Regions from separate parts of the Homo sapiens genome. Here all the other regions are linked to region 3. The links are chromatin contacts, found by Hi-C or POLR2A ChIA-PET in ENCODE. All regions are on one chromosome and are shown on one strand. Each heading gives the region's core, a stretch centred on a gene start or an enhancer-like site at or near the end of the contact. The rest is flanking DNA. Distances are from core to core; before and after follow the strand shown.

What was found. A loop is a pair of places that touch in the nucleus more often than their neighbours do. ChIA-PET counts read pairs that join two places held with the same protein, here RNA polymerase II (POLR2A). Pooled maps may share reads with other maps.
Region 1: a loop to region 3 is called in a map of naive thymus-derived CD4-positive, alpha-beta T cell, with 33 times the contacts of the local background. The contact joins the promoter of AKT1S1 here to the promoter of ZC3H4 in region 3. A Hi-C loop is called at or near these places in 1 of 168 maps with a recorded cell type or tissue (naive thymus-derived CD4-positive, alpha-beta T cell), 1 of 37 single-sample maps with no recorded cell type and 9 of 50 pooled maps.
Region 2: a pooled map shows a loop between it and region 3 (17-fold over the local background). The contact joins the promoter of PRR12 here to the promoter of ZC3H4 in region 3. A Hi-C loop is called at or near these places in 1 of 37 single-sample maps with no recorded cell type and 6 of 50 pooled maps. POLR2A ChIA-PET finds 5 or more read pairs at or near these places in 1 of 52 experiments (naive thymus-derived CD8-positive, alpha-beta T cell).
Region 4: a map of B cell shows a loop between it and region 3 (18-fold over the local background). The contact joins the promoter of PRMT1 here to the promoter of ZC3H4 in region 3. A Hi-C loop is called at or near these places in 1 of 168 maps with a recorded cell type or tissue (B cell) and 6 of 50 pooled maps. POLR2A ChIA-PET finds 5 or more read pairs at or near these places in 1 of 52 experiments (naive thymus-derived CD4-positive, alpha-beta T cell).

The regions. Positions count from the first base shown.
Region 1 is chr19:49,876,105-49,880,664 of GRCh38, reverse strand. It overlaps AKT1S1 (AKT1 substrate 1), which reads left to right and starts at 3,310. Exons shown (of 5, transcript NM_001098633.4): 1 at 3,310-3,428. It overlaps TBC1D17 (TBC1 domain family member 17), which reads right to left and starts at 2,963. Exons shown (of 17, transcript NM_024682.3): 1 at 2,921-2,963; 2 at 2,424-2,522; 3 at 2,093-2,167; 4 at 263-386. The coding sequence starts at 2,941. RefSeq lists a silencer at 2,477-2,766 and enhancers at 1,810-2,769, 2,987-3,326, 3,507-4,146, 3,730-4,560.
Region 2 is chr19:49,589,635-49,593,823 of GRCh38, reverse strand. It overlaps PRR12 (proline rich 12), which reads right to left and starts at 2,642. Exons shown (of 14, transcript NM_020719.3): 1 at 2,084-2,642; 2 at 385-497. The coding sequence starts at 2,169. It overlaps PRRG2 (proline rich and Gla domain 2), which reads right to left. Exons shown (of 7, transcript NM_000951.3): 6 at 3,772-3,924; 7 at 2,820-3,453. The coding sequence ends at 3,435. RefSeq lists silencers at 294-393, 1,954-2,203, 2,364-2,693, 3,554-3,713, 3,724-3,823 and enhancers at 904-983, 1,471-1,970.
Region 3 is chr19:47,110,736-47,115,282 of GRCh38, reverse strand. It overlaps ZC3H4 (zinc finger CCCH-type containing 4), which reads left to right and starts at 1,507. Exons shown (of 15, transcript NM_015168.2): 1 at 1,507-1,563; 2 at 2,694-2,859. The coding sequence starts at 2,699. RefSeq lists enhancers at 1,365-1,594, 1,835-1,994, 1,874-2,601, 2,602-3,330 and silencers at 2,405-2,494, 2,745-3,234.
Region 4 is chr19:49,675,962-49,680,398 of GRCh38, reverse strand. PRMT1 (protein arginine methyltransferase 1) reads right to left here and starts at 3,128. Exons shown (of 11, transcript NM_001536.6): 1 at 3,083-3,128; 2 at 474-527. The coding sequence starts at 3,118. RefSeq lists a silencer at 2,634-2,913 and enhancers at 2,758-3,489, 3,494-3,643.

The DNA.
Region 1 (4,560 bases), core at 2,061-4,560, 2.8 Mb before region 3:
AGGCCTGGTGTGGGAGCACCCACAGCCAATCCGGGAGCCCAGTAGGATGAGCAAGGCTGCAGTCTCAGAGACACTGGCCATGTTGACCTGGGCTGGGACAGTCCTGTCTTCCCATTCACTTCCATGCTCCTGGGACTGGAAGGTGGTGACTGGTGGCCTTCTTGATTGTGGGCAGCAAAGCCCTTGGGACCGTGACCACTGAGGGCAAGATGTGTCCTACCTGGCCCACACGTGCTTCTCAAGGGCCGCCACCTCAGCCTACCTCTCGTGGGCTCTGAGTGGCAGAGCTGTGGCCGCACAGTGCTGATGACAGCCCAGTCAGGTTCATAGCCGGGGTCAAAGGTTGGTTCCTCCTCAGAAGCACATGAGTCACCCCCACTGGAGTCCTTAGGAGAGGAAAGGAGCAGACAGTAAGGGGCCATGGATTCAGATCTTAGCCTCGAGGCTACCCTGGAAGATAGCCCCATTGAATAAAGAGGGAAACTGAGGCACAAAGAAGGTACAGCAGGCCGGGTGCGGTGGCTCACGCCTGTAATCCCAGCACTTTGGGAGGCTGAGGCGGGCGGATCACCTGAGGTCGGGAGTTCGAGACCAGCCTGACCAATATGGAGAAACCTCGTTTCTACTAAAAAAATACAAAAAAATTAGCCAGGCATGGTGGCGCATGCCTGTAATCCCAGCTACTCGGGAGGGTGAGAAAGGAAAATCGCTTGAACCTGGGAGGCGGAGGTTGCAGTGAGCTGAGATGGCGCCATTGCACTCCAGCCTGGGCAACAAGAGCAAATTCTGTCTCATTAAAAAAAAAAAAAAAAAAAGAAAAAAGAAAGTACAGCACTTGCTCAGGGTCACCCAATGCAGCCAGAGAGCGAGCCAGGACTTGACCCCATGTCTCCCACTGCATGGGGAGGTCCATGCTACACAGCAGGTGGCTCTGCAGTCAGGCTGCGGAGTGCTCAATGGACACTGTTGTACTCACCAGGTAAATACAAACCAAAACCACAATAAGATACCACTTTGCACTCTTTTGAGACAGTGAGACTGTCAAAAAAAAAAAAAAAAAACAATAACAACAACAAAAAAAACACACTACATTTCCCAGGTTTCTTTGCAGCTGGAATCCAGGACACAGGACAAATTCTACCAACCAGATGCAGGCCAACCTGGAAAGCGGAAGTGATGTAACGCAACTTCCTGGTGCCTTGGCTGTGTTTGGCTGTGGAGCAAGGTGGAGAGTCATCTTCATCTTCATCTTCATCCTCCTGCCCTGGGGCAGCGCAGGTGGTCAGCTCAGCCTTCCAGTGTCTCGTCACTAGCTCTGTGGGTGCCGACTGACTTCCGGCCCCTGGGTGGAACTCATCAGCTCCAATGGAGGTCTCATTCCCCACTAAAGAACCCCCCTACAGAGGCATCCAACTTCTCCGTGTGCCTTGAAGGTTGTTCTGCTGTCCCTGAAATACCTTCTTGTCCTTTCATATCCTGGGAGTCCCAGCTCAAATGTCTGCTCTCCCAGGAAGCGTTGGGGATCTGGAATCAGACTGTCTGGGTGCAAAAAGTTCCAACACTTCCTAGCGTTTTCGACCTCATCTATCAGTTTCTCAAAAAGTGAGTAAGGGTCAGGGCTTAGGTGGGTCTGGATCTGACTTATCTCTGGGTCTCAGAATTGCCCAGGACGGGGTCCAGCCATGGGAAGTCCCAGGAGACATAACGAAGGGAAAGCCGGGAGCAGTGACGAAGTGGGTGAGTAGGCTGTCAGGCCCTGTCCTCTGGCACCAGAGGAAATGCCATTTCCCTTCAAGCAACTCGAATCCACATCTTGCACCCTGGCAGGGATCTCCCAAGAAGCAAAGGGAGAGAGGGGTCAGCCGTCCCCACGACCGTGCGTCTTATGCTCCCTGCTCTTTTTCCTTGAATGGGCATCCTCTGCCCATTTCACAGAGAGGAGCAAAAGGAGAGGCAGAGTACCCAAGCCTAAACAGGGTCACACATGCCCCACGAGTAGGTCTGGGATTGTACGCAGGTCCCTCAAATGACTTACAACAGCACGGACCTAGAAAAAAAGCGAGTGGAGAAGGGCAAAGCGGGTGGAGCCTACCTTCTTGGAGAAGAGGATTTGGGTGGAATCTCCAGCCTCCTCTACAGGAGCCCAGTGCAGGAGGACGTCATTGTCCTAGGGTAAGGAGGGAGGCGGGGTTAGAGGCGCTCCCCAAACCACATTCCCAAAACTTTCCGTTGCAAATTTCCAAACTTTCCCAGTTTCTACCCTCAGCCTTTCAAAGTCCCGCCCCTCATTCCAGTTCCCACACCCAGCCTTCTTCAGGTCCCACTGCTGACCGCCAGACCAAACTCCTACAGCTGCCGCCTGCATCCCAGACCGCCTGCATCCCGCTCGGAGCGGGTCCGAGCCCTGCTCCCTCCCAGCGCACCTTTTCCACGACACGGATGACACCAGCGATGAGAGAGTCTCGGTCCTGATACTTCTTAGCGCTGGTGTGCAGGTACACTCCGCCCTTCTCAAACACCACCTGAGTTGGGGGGAACCAGCGAGGGCTGGGGCCCAAGCGAGGGGACCAGCCTGGGGAGCCAATAGGGACGGGCCCAGGGAGGAGCCACCCTCAGGGGGCGGGGCCGGGAGGGCCATTGCCCCGGGACCAAGGCGGGGAGAATGGTCCAGCCCGCGTTCGGATGCTGACGTGCGTTCCACAGGGGGCAGGGCTCAAGGAGTCGCCTGAGCCGGGGGGGCGGGGCCATGGGAGGTTCTTCCCTGGGGCGGTGGACGGGAGGGTGACGGCGCGTTTATAAGAGATCGGTGTTTGCCAAGGCCGTGCCGGATTCTCGAGAGCCAAGGCCTGAGAGAAGAGCTGATCACTAGACGGGGCGTTTCGCATACACTGAAGCGAGGGAATGCGTCCTCAGTGCTTACCCTGTAGCCGGCTCCTTCCATAGTCGCCGCCGAAGGCCCCACTGCCCCGCCTCCTCCTTTTCCTAGTCAGCGTGTTGTCACTTCCGGAGAAAACAGTTCCCCTCCGGGCCGGACAGTGGTAGCGGCCCGACCCGTTCTAGAGAAGGAGCGGGTGAAACCATTTTTCAGAAGGGGGTTATTCCACTGGAACCTCGAGGGTGGATCGGAGTCACGTGGCGCAGACGCTGAAGGTGGATCCGGCTACGGAGAGTGCGCAGGCGCAGTGTTCGCCCTCTCGCCACGAAGTAAACAAGTGGGAGGGTCTGAGAGCTGCACCACCTGGGGCAAGCACGCCTTGAAACGCCCACTTCCTTCTCCATATTGTATACTGGAATTGAAGCCAAGGAGGTACCATTTTGCTCGAGGGCATGGCCTAAGCCGGTCAGCTAAGGCCATGTTAATACGGGGCTGTCCCATCTCTCTGCGGGGCGCGACAGCTGGAAGAGCCGAACGGATAAGAGAAGAGGAGGTGAGAGGAGCTGTACACCACAAGAGGCACTGAGGGACTCAGGATAACGGGATGAAGCCGTCAGTGCCCCCAGAAACGAAGCGGCCCCGGACGAATTTCTGAGTCACCGTCGCGAGAAAGCGGGCTGAGCCGCCATTTTGAAGCCTGGCAAACCGAAGCAAGAAATGCTGCCGTGTTGGATCTTTGCCAGCCTTCGTGCCGAATGGGAGCAGGTTGGAGGGAGGGAGAGCCAATATACACTATGGGCTGATTAAGCCCGGTTGGCTGCCATGTTGTTAACGAGCACCGATTTCCTCTACTTTTGTCGAAGAAGTTTATTGTGGGTCAGGGACGTCAGGTCGCTTGCCTTCGTTTACTGTGGTCATGATTGAGCATATGAGGACGGCCATTATTGTTGGGGGCAAATGGAAATGCTCTAGGCGGGGCCATTTTTCTTAGGGGCAAGCTGTCGTCACCCTTGTCAACTGGTTCGGATGAAGCCCCTGTGGCCGCCATCTTGATCTCGGGCGGCCCCGATAAGGGAGGCGGAGTGTGCGGAGAGGAGGCGGGGCAACTGCGCGGACGTGACGCAAGGCGCCGCCATGTCTTTTGAGGGCGGTGACGGCGCCGGGCCGGCCATGCTGGCTACGGGCACGTGAGTGGAGGCGGCGTTGTTAACCGCGGTGTGGGGAGGATTTGGCCGTCCTGAGGCAGCGGGGCGCTGGGAGGGCGAGCGGCTCACGGGAGGGGTATGGCCTGCACAGATCAGAGGGCAGAGGTCTGCCAGCGATCCTTTGCTGAGCGCTGGAAGGGGGTCGCCCGTGGGAATCGTCCTGTCAGACCTGAGGCAAATCGTAGACAGTCTCACCTTGCGGTTCCAGAGCGCCTGGGATCTCTACCTGGGCCGTGGACCACGTCCACGGGGTCGGGGGATGGTTTGGGGGGCCTCGGGGCGCCCCTCACCCGTCCAAAGGCGGGACTTCCGGTCCTGGCCTCCGTCTGGGCGGGATTTCCTGTTTTCTTCCTAGACCAGTGGGTCCTCCCTGGACCCCGGGCGAGGTTGGGAGGTCTCGGGGCAGCTGAGCGTGGCCCCAGGCGCTCACCCCATGGCTACCGCGTTCATGCTCAGGTTCCTCACATCTTGGGGTGTGGG
Region 2 (4,189 bases), core at 1,393-3,892, 2.5 Mb before region 3:
GAGCCAATCAGGAAGAAAGGGAATCAGGAAGAAAGAATTCAGAGTTCCAAAGAGCCAAAAGAATAGGGCAAACCCAGAGGGAAAGAATTGGGGTGGGTTGGGGAGAGGCGGAAAAGCCTGGAAGAGAAGGTGGGATTTGGGGGCTGATGGTAACAGGGCCAATTGGAGCGAAAGGGGAGGGGCGAGGCAGGGGCGGACGAATCCGGCGAGAAATGAAGCAGCGACCAGCAGCCTCAAAGGCAACCAATCAGAGGAGACACAGCAAGGGGCGGGCCACGGCACGGGCCACGGCCAATTAGGAGGGGCGGAACTTTCAACAGCCAATCAGCTGCCTCGGGGGGAGGGGGAGGGCCAGCCCAAAGCGGGGCGGGATGGGGGCCGTACCTGCCGGGTGGTGGTTGGTGGCATAGCTTTGCAGTGGGTGGGGGGCCGCATAGGCCTGGCGGTGTAAGATGTCCGTCTCGGGGTGCGAGGTCCTGGAGCTGCCATAAACCAAGCTGGGGGGAAAGGGGAGACGTCAGGGGGTTCTTCCAAGCTGCCTTCTGAGAAGGAAGCTCAGAAAACCCCCCGGGGAGTTGGGGGGACCCTTCCAGCTGACCGGGGTGGGGGGTGTTAAGCTAAGGAACCGTAGGCCCTAAAGGGGAGAACACAAGGGAATCGGGGTGCTCAACTAAAGAGCCACAGAAATGGCCCCCACTCCAGAGCCCGAATAAAGAGAGCCCGGATAGTCTCACGTTTACAAACAGGCATGCTCAGAGACGAGACTAACACACAGAAGAGGGTCCAAGGCAGAGCAAGCGTCTTGATTTGCAAATGAGAGCCCTCCCCCGTCGACCCCACAAACCCCCCCCAGCCCCCGTTCCGGCGACACAGGCTATGGGGCCAACGCCAGAGGTCCACATGGACGCCTCCTCTTCCGTAGACACACGGGAACACATAGGCCCTGAACTTCATGGGGTGGTGCAGAACAAGTTGGGAGCAGGAGGAAGATCGGTTCCCAAGCGGCAACGGTTTGGGGGGTGGAGAGAAGAGGGAATAAGACCTGGGGAAAGTACCAGGTACAAGTGTGAACAAGAACACCGACCATCCCCGGGGGTTGAGGTTCAAATGCATGGGCCCATGCAATGCCAGGTATGTGTGCAAACGGGTATCCAACTCACCCGTGGGGAAGAAAAGATATAGACGGAGGAATCCCACACGGAAAATCCTGACACACTTGGGGTTATGCCCTGCTGGGAAATCCAGGTGTGTTGGGGGGGAGGTGCTGGGGATAGGTGAAGTGTGAGGGCGCCACACCAATAAGCAACAGGAAAGGGGCAGATTCACAGGTGAACACGCTGCCAGCCACGCACGCACAGGGCCCACGCTCAGACACACAAACACACACCCGGGAAACATCCGACTCTTCCCATGCAACGGCACCAGTCCGTGGCCAGACTCAAGAGGGCAAACGCTCCACTCCTTGCGATCAACTAGGATTCTCTGCCTTTGGGGGTGGGGGCATTAAAGGGGGCGTGTCCCAGACGCCTGACCCCCTCCCTTACACACACACAACCCCAGCTTAGGAAGGGGGCGGGGCCCCGTGCCCACTCTGCGCGCGGAATTCTTGGGGGGGCGCCTAGTGGCGCGGCCTCGCACAGTCCCGGAACAATAGGACCTGAGAGGGGGTTCGCGCCCCCCAGATCTGCGTTCTAATTCTTCTCTTCTTCCCACCTTTGCAAGAGCAGTGCCTGGGGCGCGGGGGGGAGGGGTCACCAAGCCGGGAATCCAAGGATGGGGGGAAGTCCAGGCCTTGCTTCGCCAGTCCCTCCCACCTTCCCAAGGCCTTCCCGTCCGAAATTGTTTTGCACCCCCATTTTCCCGCTGCAATTCTCCCTTTGCATGCCGGAGCTGGCTTTGGCGGAGTTTGCAATTTGCAAACTGGGGCGGCGGCGTTGTTACAAACCGAGGAAGGCCGCTCCCTTGCAAGCCGGAGGGGAGTTTGCGATGCACGCGTCGCCGGGCGGGCCCGGCCCGGCCCGGCCCGGCCCGGCTGGGCTCCCACCCCTTGGCCCCCTTCTCTAGGCCACCCTCAGCTCCTTACCTAGCTTTCGCTGACCTCTCGTAACTCCATCCCGCCCCGGCGCCGAGCGGGTCCCCGAAGCCGGCGCTGGGGTAGTTCCTGTCCATGAATTGGCCGCGGTGGAAATTGGGGGGAGGGGGAGGGAGGGAGGGAGGGAGGGGGCGCGCGCGCGCTCTCCTCCGCCGCCGCTCCCTCCGCTGCTGCTTTTTTTTCCCCCCTTTTCTCTCTCTCTTTTTTTCTTTGCAGCCGCCGAAGGCCCGGGAAGGCCCCGGGCGGGGGAGGGAGGGGGCAGGGGCGGAGGGGCGGGCAAGGGAGGGGGTGCAGTCGCTGAGCCAAGGAAGGGGGAAGGGGGGTTCCCCCTAGAGGAGGGAAGGGGGGAGGAGGGACCCCGCTGTCTCCGCCTTTGCCCCGGCGCTTGCGAGAGAAAAGGGGGGGCGCGCGCTCGGGAGGGGGCGTCCCGGGCGGCCCCGGGGTGGGTGCAGGCGCTGGGTGCTCGCTCTCTCGCCGCCGCCGCCGCCGCCTCCTCCTCCTCTGCGCTCACGGTGCAGCCATCTTTGCACAAGGCGGCTGGGGGAGGGGGGAGGGGAAGGGGGGGCGGGCGGCGGGGTGTCTGGCTGCGCTCCGCTTCCTCCCACAATCCCGTGCAAATGCAAAAAAAAAAAAAAAAAAAGGGAGAGTGAGAGAGAGACTGAGCGCGAGCAGGGCCTGGGGGTGTAGGGCGCGTTTGCACAGAAAACCAGTTCCGATGCGCCCGGGATCGCAGTTCATTTCATTATTATTTTTTGCATTATTTCTGCTTTTTTTGGTCTCCTTTCCGAAGGGTTTTTATTTAGGGGAACAGCTCAACTCCAGCTCCCTGGGTGCAATGCGAGCCTGCCCGCACCGAGCGCGCTTGCAAATATGCCCCCCGCCCTTTCCCTGGGTTACGAAGTGCCCCTGTACCGCACGGGGAGTGCACGAAGACACGCGTGTGCACAGGCGGGGCTCTGCGTGTGCGTACCCTGTGGCACTGGAGGGGGCTGTCAGGTCATATCTGCCCATACACAAGATGGCACAGCCGGGGCTGGGCTCCTGGGTCCGAATTTCCCCGCGCGTCTGCCTACCACGGGGGCGGAACTGACCAGTGCCCTCACGGTCAGGAGAGTGTGGGGGCCCGTGAGGGGCCAGGACACGGGAACACGTTGCCGAAAACATGTGTATATCCATACGCGGCGGAAACGCGTGTGCCAGGGCAGGCCTCGGGCCGGATGACCCCTACTCCCACCATTCCCCACTCCAAGTCCAGCTTCGGCGTCTATGAGGCCTAGCGGCTTCCGGAATCCGGTATGAATCAGGGGCACGGTTCGGAGAGCCGGGTCTCGAAAGCAGCTCTTCAGTGAGGCCTCCTGAGGCTGCAAGAGGAAAGGCACACTAGGGAGTCAAAGATCTGGCTGTTTTTCTCCCCCCTTCAACCAGGACCACTCCGACCGCCCTTGGCGTCTCAGCCAATCCAGGACCCTCTGGGCACAGGCCCCACCCTCCTATACGGCTCCACACATACAACGCTGGGCCACGCCCCTAGACCATTGCATGGGGCCCCGCCCCCGCACTCCAAGCCCCGCCCCAGGTAAGAAGGCCCAAATTCCAAGTCCCGCCCCTGAGCCCAGGTTCCTCCTCCAACGTGCCCACCCCTCTGCGCCCCGCCCCCGGGCAGAAGCCACGCCCCATACCTGGTGTAGGGGGGTGGAGGTGCGTCGTGTACCCCAGAGGCTGCCAGCGCCTGCTCATAGGTGGGGAGGCCTGGGGGTGGGGGTGGGGGTGGAGGCAGGGGCGTCGGTGGGCCCAGAGGGTTCAAAGGACTCAGAGGGCTAATGAGCCCGGCCCTGGGGACAGCAAAGGTACAGTTAGCAGAGGCAACTTACAGGATACCTAGACTAGGGAGGAAGAGAGGGGATCTAGGAGACGGAGACTCAGGGTGACACTGGGACAGAGCTGGAAGGGAGGTGGACTTCAGAAAAGGAGGGTCACCTTCAGCCTAGCCTTACACACAGAAAAGCGCCTCAAATGACAGGCAGCTGCACACAGACAGGTAGACACAGAAATCAGCAACCACAGAGACACACTCTTATTCAGACACACTCATGTGCA
Region 3 (4,547 bases), core at 258-2,757:
TCTTTTTAGTAGAGACGGGGTTTCGTCACGTTGGCCAGGCTGATCTCAAACTCCTGACCTCAAGTGATCCGCCAGCCTCGGCCTCCCAAAGTGTTGGGATTATGGGTGTGTGCCACCACGCCCCGCTGCCAGCTGGAACATTTAAAAAACAGTAGGATCCGCTGGGCGCGGTGGCTGACGCCCGTAATCCCAGCACTTTGAGAGGCCGAGGCGGGCGGATCACGAGGTCAGGAGATCAAGACCATCCTGGCTAACGCGGTGAAACGCCGTCTCTACTAAAAATACAAAAAATCAGCTGGGCGTGGTGGCGGGCGCCTGTAGTCCCAGCTACTTGGGAGGCTGAGGCAGGAGAATGGCGTGAACCCGGGAGGCGGAGCTTGCAGTGAGCCGAGATCCGCGCCACTGCACTCCAGCCTGGGCGACAGAGCGAGACTCTGCCTCAAAAAAAAAAAAAAAAAAGTAGGATCAATATACCAGGAAGTCACATGGTGCCTCTGTCTCCAGATTTATCACTGTTGACACGGTTTTTCTCTCTTCCTGGAATCTAAGTGGTCTTTGCTTTGTCAGGGCCTGAAATAAGGTATTTCTTTTCTTTTTTTTTTGAGACAAGAGTCTCACTCTGTTGCCCAGGCTGGAGTGCAGTGGCATAATCTCGGCTCACTGCAGCCTCGCGACCTCCCGGGATCGGGCGATTCTCCCTCTTCAACATCCCGAGCAGCTGGGACTACAGGTGTGAGCCATCATGTCCTGCTAATTTTTGTATTTTTAGTAGAGAAGGGGTTTTACCATGTTCGTCAGGCTGGTCTCCAACCCGAGCTCAAGCGATCCGCCCGCCCCGGCATCCCAAAGTGCTAGGATTACAGGCGTGAGCAACATCGCCCCGCCTGAAATAAGGTATTTCTTCTGCCTGGAACCATCTCTTCTTTTTCATGTACCAGCCTAAAAGAACAATTACAAGACCCTCCTCTAACACTCCACCCACCCCCTTTATTCTTTAACTCTGTTTCTCTCCCTTGGGGCATTATCGGTTAAGTTCCATGAAGACAGAAACTGTTCCCATGCTCCATCACAGGGACTGGCACTGTAGAAAGAGCTAACAAGTATTTAAGGAAGATCCCTGGATTCGAGGTTACAGTGAGGTATGATCGTGTCACAGCACTGCAGTCTGGGCGACAGAGCAAGACTCTGTCTCTTAAAAAAAAAATCTTGCTGTGCTTTTTAGAACTAATCCTATGACCGTGAACCGATTACTTAAAACACCGAACTTCAGTCTGCAAATGGGAATAGCAGCAGCTTATGTTAGGACGGTTATGAGGGTCAAAAGATTTTGTTTGTACAGTCTACGACACCGGCCAGTGTTTCTAGCTCTGCTATTTGAGAGCCTTCCATGGGTCCTACACCCCAGGTCCTTAAACTCCCCTGAGGGACTACCAAGCCCCGCCCCTCTCGCATCCAATGATGACATCATCGACTGGGTTGTCGAGTGACGTCACCTCCGGGCTGGCTGGGCTTCATCGCTTCTCCGGAAACCTCCGACTCTCGGCACCTGGCCTCCAGCTTTCGGTTATTTTTTTTTTCCCTCTCCGTAGCCTGAATTCCTTCCCTCCCATTCTCCCACCTAAAACTATTGGCTCTTCCCGCCTTCCTTCAAACTAGCAATTTTCGGTTTTTCCCTCTTGCTCTCCGGCGAATTCCTGAAAGTCGTTTATTCTCCCCTTCAGCCCCGCCCGTTCAGCTCATTCTCTTAATCGCATTACCCTGGCTGCTTTTCTTTCGGCTGTTTCCACCTCCTGCCACCCACCCGGACACCGCTTTCGGCTCTTTCCGGACCGTCTCAGTTTCTCCTCCTTCCCCGGTCCCGATCGGCTTAGGCTATTTATGGCTCCCCTAGGTTTCTCATGCTCTCTCTAGCCCCACCCATATCACCACCTTCAGCTCTTTCTGGCTCTCCCCCGTCGCCTCCTCGCTCCTGCTCAGCTCCTTTCGGCTATTTCCGCCTCCCCTCGGCCTCGCCCTTTGCCTTCGGCTCTTTCCGCCGGCCTTCGGGCAAGCGGTCTCTACCCCTCTCCTGCACGTGACACGGCCTCCGCCTCCGCCTCTCAGTTCCCCCTCCCATCTCACCCTTCCTCCCGCCTCAGCCTCTAGGCTGGTTCGGGCCGAGCCGCCATTTTGTGTCAATTCCTGATTGCGGCGGGGGCCGGGCAGCCGGGGCACCCAGGGCGGGCAGAGAAGGGAGACAGTCGGCCCGTCTCCGCGGCCCGTTCCCTCTCTCCCTCAAATCCTTTTTTTCTTTTTAACCCCCCACCCCCCTCGCTCGCTCTCCTCTTCTCCCCTTACCCTTCGCTTGCTCCATCGCGCGCGGCCCGCGCTAATTACACCCAACCACCCACCAGTGTCCGTGTCTCCCGGGTGTCCCGCCCCCCGGGGGTGCGTGGGGGGGGGGCTCTCGCCCCTATGAGGGCCCCGCGCCAGTGAGCGAGTGACCGCAAGGGTGGGCTGCGGAGAAAGCAGGCGGCGAGCGGCCCTCCGAGGCCTAGGCCGTGCGGCCTACGCGGAGGTCAGCGCAGAGGTGATTCCGAAACCGAAAAAATATATACCCCATTCCCATCAGGAGCCCTCCGAGCTTAAGTGTGCCCCTCCCGCCACGCCCAAGCAGTCCTTTTTCGTGCATTAACATCCCCTCCCCCCCAAAGGAACTATGGAGGCCGCGCCCGGGACCCCCCCGCCGCCGCCATCAGAGTCGCCGCCGCCGCCATCGCCGCCGCCGCCATCAACGCCTTCGCCTCCTCCGTGTTCCCCCGACGCCCGCCCGGCCACCCCGCACCTCCTCCACCACCGCCTCCCGCTCCCTGACGACAGGTCAGGCCCCCGGTTGGGCCGGGGCTGCGTCCCCGGGGGGAGGAAGAGGAGGAGGAGGAAGGGGGGCGGCCGCCATGTTGGGCCGGGCCGCGGAGGAGGAGGAGGAGGAGGAGGAGGAGGAAGGGCGGGGTCGGTGGGTGTCTCTCGATCGCTTGCTCGCTCGCTCTTTCTCGCTTGCTTTCTCTCCCGGCCTCATGCGTTTCCCCCCCCTCGCGGCGCTCGCCCGCTCTCCCTCGCTCTCGCTCTGTCTTTTTTGGGCGCCATGCTGAGGGGAAGGTGAGGAGGCGCCCCTCGGACCCCCCGCGCCCGTCCGCCTGTCCTGGGGAGGGGGCGCCGTGGGGGGTGCTGCGGAGACCCACGGGGGTCCTGGCTGCCCCTGCGCCCGGAGCTGGCAGCTACGGGCCCGCTTGCCCGTCGCCTGGCTTCGGGGAAGGGGATGGGGGAGGGGCTCCGGACCCTTTTTGGGGGGATCTCGAACAACAGCCCCGCTCTTAGGGGTTTGGGGTTGGGGGTCTCCCAGCCCCCGGCAGTATCCTTTCTCCTGGGGGAGGCACACCCTGTCCTACTTGGATGATAGGTACTTTAGCTTAGGAGGCAGAAGGTGGGGGTTCATTCAGGTCCCTTCTCCATCCTTGTAATTGGGGGTCATTTGGGTGGGTGCTCTATAGCACTTGTATTTTTTGGCGGGGGGTGTTTTTTAGCTATCCCCTAGAAGGCCGAATTGGGGAGGGGGGAGATGCATCTCCAGCCCTTTTGATGAAAACCCCAGCCTATTTTTTTAGAGAAGACTCTTCCCCGTGTTTTTGCTAAAGGGCAGGGGTCCTCTCGCTTTTCGTAGGTAGGTGACGTGAGGGAGGATTCTCAGCCTTGTTTTGCGGGGGTAAGGTTTGGTTTCCCTGCCTTGTAGGGAGAGGAAGTTGGTCCCGCGCTTTCTCCTGGGGTTCCCCCCTCTGTCGGGGTAAAATGGGGCACCGTCTCTTCCGGGAGAGAAAAGGAGATTTCCTTGTGCTTTGGCAGGGCGTTAAAGGAAGCGCCCCCTTCTCTTTATTAAGTCCGAAACGCGGGCCCCCCACGCCCTTCTCTGGCTGGCGGGTGATAATGGGGTCAGCCCGGCGCGTTTCAGGGCGAGGTTGGGGCCCCGTTTCCTTCCCCTGCTCGAGCAGAAGGAGTTGGGGTGCAGGGTTCGCCCACTGTTTCCTGGTGGGGCGAGAGAAGAGGCGGCTGGAGAGTAGGTTTGGACACGGACGGTGGGTTTCAGCCGGCAGGAAAGCGAGTCTTGGAGGGAATGGGGGTGGAGAGGGGAAGAGAACGCTCTGGACAGATGGCTACTCCGTCGCAGCCCTGGCTGGGGAGCCGCTGAGGACCCTTCCTTAGCCGGGGGGTCTCAGCCAGGGCTTCCCTTGCCAGGCTGTACGTACGACCCCTTCTCCCCACTCCCACCTCCCCTTTCCCCTTTCTCCTTCACAGACCATACTTTGCCTTTTAAAAGAAATGCCACCCACATTCAGAGACACAAGTGCAGCAGTTTGGTGAGCTTTTACAACATTTTTTTTTTCTGTTTTGTTCTAATTAAATGTATCGTCCTGGGAATCGCAGCCCATCGCAGCCCGACTCCAGTTCAAGGAAATAAACAGATTAGCAAAGGTCTGTTCGCTAAGCCCTCGTTGGGCTTCCGGGCCCCCTCTCCG
Region 4 (4,437 bases), core at 1,879-4,378, 2.6 Mb before region 3:
TAGTATAGAACCCCCAAAATCATACCATGACAACCCTACAGCCCCCGCCTGCCATCTTGCCCCCCCAGGAACCCCAAAACCTAACAACCCCATTTTCCACTTCCAGGACCCCCCCAGAGCACCATCCAGGGGAGCACCCCGATACCTCAGCCACGCCTACCATCTCTCCAGTCTCTCTGACCCCGTCTCTAGCTCAGCCCACAGCTGGGGAGGGGAGGGGAAGGAAAATGGGGGCAGACACAGGGAAGGGCAAAGGGGGGTTGGAGGTGGAGTTAAGGAAGTAGCGGCGATACTGGGGGAGGCCAGCGGGGGCTGTGAACCTGGAGGGGTTGCTACTAAGTGTCTGGGGGCCTGGGGTAAACTGGTTTGAAGCAAGAGGGGTATGGTTAGACCTCAAGAAAGGGCCAGATGTGTGGCAAGATATATTGATGTGGAGGTCAGGGTGGGGAGGGGTCTCACAAAAGGATATTTACTTCTTCAAGAGGCGGCTGGAGGCTCATCCCATTAGCCAAGGTGGCTACAAAATTCTAGGAGAGAGTAACAGGGAAAAAGGATTAGCTACTGGGAGTGGCTGTGGGAGGGCTGGGTGGCGGAACCTGGGCTCTGGCCGGGGGGTGGGTTTCCAGCAATTCTCCTTCTTGGTGGGGAGTGGTGGCGAAGGGGGCAAGTAATGAGGTGGGGTGTTTAAGAAAGGGTGGGAAAAGTGAGGGGAGAAGAAAGGGGGGTCTCCTATCCCAGCTGTGGCTGGAGAGATGGTGGCCCACCCCCACGCTGCCCCTCTCTGGCCAGGCAGCTGACCACACACCTCCCCCATCCAGGCCAGGGGAATTGGCACCCACCACCGCCAGCTGTCGCTCCCTCTCATCACCTAATCTCCTCCAGATTAGGTGACACTTCCTGACACACACACCCCTATCCTAGGGTGCCATGAATAGCAGAAGGGAGCGGGGCTGGCAGGATATGCCCACAGGGCATCTGCCACCTCTGCAAACCAGTCTCATGTCTGAGAGGATTCCAGAATAGAGGTGTGGCACACGGGTACTTCCCCAGAGCTAGTACCCCAGACCCCAGCTCCTGCCTTGGACTCAGGAGCCCCAAACAAAACCAGCTGGAACCAACCCCCTCCCTTATGACCCTCTGCCCACGAAGGTAGGGTCCCAGGGAAGATGGGCAGCTCCTGGACCCTCTAAGAATGAGAGGACTCCAGAAAGTGGCTTGGGGGCACGGTGGCTCACACCTGCAATCCCGGCACTTTGGGAGGCCGAGGCAGGTGGGTCACCTGAGGTCAGGAGTTTGAGACCAGCCTGACCAACATGGTGAAACCCTATCTCTACTAAAAATACAAAAATTAGCTGGGCCTGGTGGCGGGTGCCTGTAATCCCAGCTACTCAGGAGGCTGAAGCAGGAGAATCGCTTGAACCCGGGAGGCGGAGGTTGCAATGAGCCGAGATCAAGCCATTGCACTCCAGCCTGGGTGACAGAGTAAGACTCCGTCTCAAAAAAAAAAAAAAAAAAAGTGGCTTGGGGAGTCAGGCCATCGCCCCCATTCAGACACCCATCCCAGGCCCTGAAGACTTCCAGGTGCGGCCAAGCCTGAGGCCACCTCTGGGAAAGTTATTTCCTCCATCCATAGAGCCCCAGGTGCAGGAGACAGCCAAGAGGGTGGGAAGTCATTACAGTGACCCCTGGGAGCTGCATCCTGACAGCTGAGAGCTGACCTGCCCCTCCAGCCAATGCCATAGGTAAGGGGTGGAAGGACAGAGGCCCCATCAGATTACATCTCTTCCAGATGTGACCACTATCCAAGTCTCCAAGAAGGGCCACGTCACAGGCCATGACCTACTAGGCTCCAAGCACCCTCCCTCCAGCTCTCCCAAGCTAGCGGGGATGCCTATAAGAAGAAAGGTGCTGAGGGGGTTTCCCACTCGGGCCTATTTCTCAATACCACTGAAAACTACCGCCAGACAACCCCAGCCCCAGAGGGCTTGAAACGCAAGACTGAAACCTCCCCCACATGGCTGCACGAGAACCAAACCTCACTCGAAACCATTTCAGGCACCCACTCTCAGGACCCCAGGGCTCAGGACCCTGCACAGGGCTTCAGGAAGAAGGAGGTCATCTCGCACCCTCACAAAGACCCGGGGGAGATAAACGGCTCCAGTAGGGTAAAGCTCTCAGCCTACATATTTCCCACAACTCCTTCCCAGCGGACATACCCTCCTCCCTCCGCCCGCCAGGAAGAAATCCGAGGGGAGGTGGGCTTCAGGACACGCCCCATGAAAAAGATGTCCCTCCCACACACCCAGAAATGGCCACAAGGGGGTGCACGGCGCCTATTAATGGGAAAATCTCTATCTAGATGCCCCACCACCACCCAGAGGGAGGTCACAGGGGCATGCCCCATCCCCCAACTCCTAAAGCCCTGGGCGAGGGGGAGAATTCTGGGAGGGGAAACGGGGTCGGCGGGGGACCCCATTCTTGGTTTTCCTCCAGTCCCTAACCCAGAACGCACAAAACCGGGTCCGATATCCCAACAGATGCCCCCGGAGCTCGGAAGGAGGTTGGTAAAGGGCTGAGAAGCACTGCTCCTCCCAAGAGACTCCCCACATCGTGGAGGGCCCCAGGTCGATCACACCCCACGGCGTGTGCCCAGGTCCCCGGGGAGGAGGGCTGGGGGCGTCAGGAGGGTCGGACCCCCTCCCCGCCCCCCTGGGCGCCCCTCCCCGGCCGGGGGCGGGGCCTTTGTCCCGCACGTGGAGCCCGCCGGGCCACTGGACTCGGCACACCCCCTCCCCACCCACCGCGCAGCGGCCACGTGGGGGCCTGGCCGGAAGCGCCCCCAGCCCTCCTCCACGTGGGAGGGGGGATAAGACCCTCCGCTAGGCCGGATGCCGAAGGCCCTTGGAAGCTAGGGAGCCGTCACCTCAAACGATATCCCCGGATGTGGAACGTGCGGCGCCCCCGTGTGCGGCGGGGGACCTCCAACCCCATATCGCCAACTTAGAGCCCTTTCCCCACCACAGAGGCGTGAAACACCGACCCAAAGCCGCCTCCCGCCCACGGCGGCGCTCCAAGCGCTCACCTCCATGATGCAGTTCGCGGCCTCGGCTGCCGCCATCTTCACCCGCACCTACTCCTCCTCCGGCCGCCAAGACCCCCCCTTTCTCCTCACTCCCCCGGGACCGCCTTATACCAGAGGGTCCACGGCCCGCCTACCGCGACCCCGCTGGAAGATTTCATTGGCAATGGAGGCGGCCCGTCTGAGAATACCGTCTAGTAATTGGCTAGAGAATACGTCCATCATAGGTCAGGGGTTTGCCAACTCTGGCGTCCAGAATCCCGCCCCCTCAAGTCGACCCGGGATGGGGAAAACTGCCCGTCTATTGCAAGAAGCGCGACTGGTGATTGGGCAAAATCCACCAGGAATGCCCTCCCCTTTACACCCAGCACCGCCTCAAAGCTTCCCGGGGAGCCCCGCGCTAAAGGGGCGTCTTGAAACACCTGTCCATCACCAAAACGACCCGCCTCCTAATCGCTGCCATTGGTTTATCCGGAAGCGACGTCACGCAGCCTTTGGCCCACCCTCGCCAAGCGGCCGGCCTCAAGGAGAACACGGCAATTGGCCCACGGGTAGGGAAGAAGGCGGGGCTTCAGGCACCAACGATTGGCTCAAAGGAATTATCACTCCTCGTCCACTCGGTGGATCCTCCCAACCCGGGGGGAGTCTGGAGGAAAAAGGGAGCTTGTGCTCATTACCTGGGGGAAAAACGGAATCGGTGAGAGGCCCAGAGAGAGGAAGGGCATAGCTGGGGTCCCGAAGCAAGTGAGGAATAGGAGTCCGTCGTCAACACATTAAATCCCTAGCCCTTGACATAATCATTCCAAGTTTTTTAAAACCATCAACCCCTCTCAAGCCACTTGGTTTTTGCCAAGTCCCTCCCCCTGCCAGGAACGCCCACCTCTCTTTGTCTGGTCAGCTTCTAAACGTGAATCAGAGCACAGCTTAGGCACCACTTCCTCCGGGAAGCTTTCCTTGATTTGCAGAAAAAGTTCCTAGTTGAATGAAGCTGAATGCAAAGGGCCGAATGCGTGGGTCCTGCCCCTCCTCTCCCCGATCCCTCTACTTCCCTCTGCTCACACTTCTCTCCAATCCCGGAATGAGCTCGCTCTTTGGTTTCTGGGCCTCCGCGCAGGCTATACTCTCTGGCGTGCCGCTGGCAAACGCCTGAGACTTAAAATTTACAATAGGGTTCGGGCGCGATGGCTCACGGGTGTAATTCCAGCACTTTAGGAGGCGGAGGCAGGCGGATCACTTGACATCAGGAGTTCGAGACCAGTCTGGGCAACATGGTGAAACCCCCATTTCTATTAAAAATACAAAAATTACGCCAGGCGGCCGGGCGCGGTGGCTCACGCCTGTAATCCCAGCATTTTGGG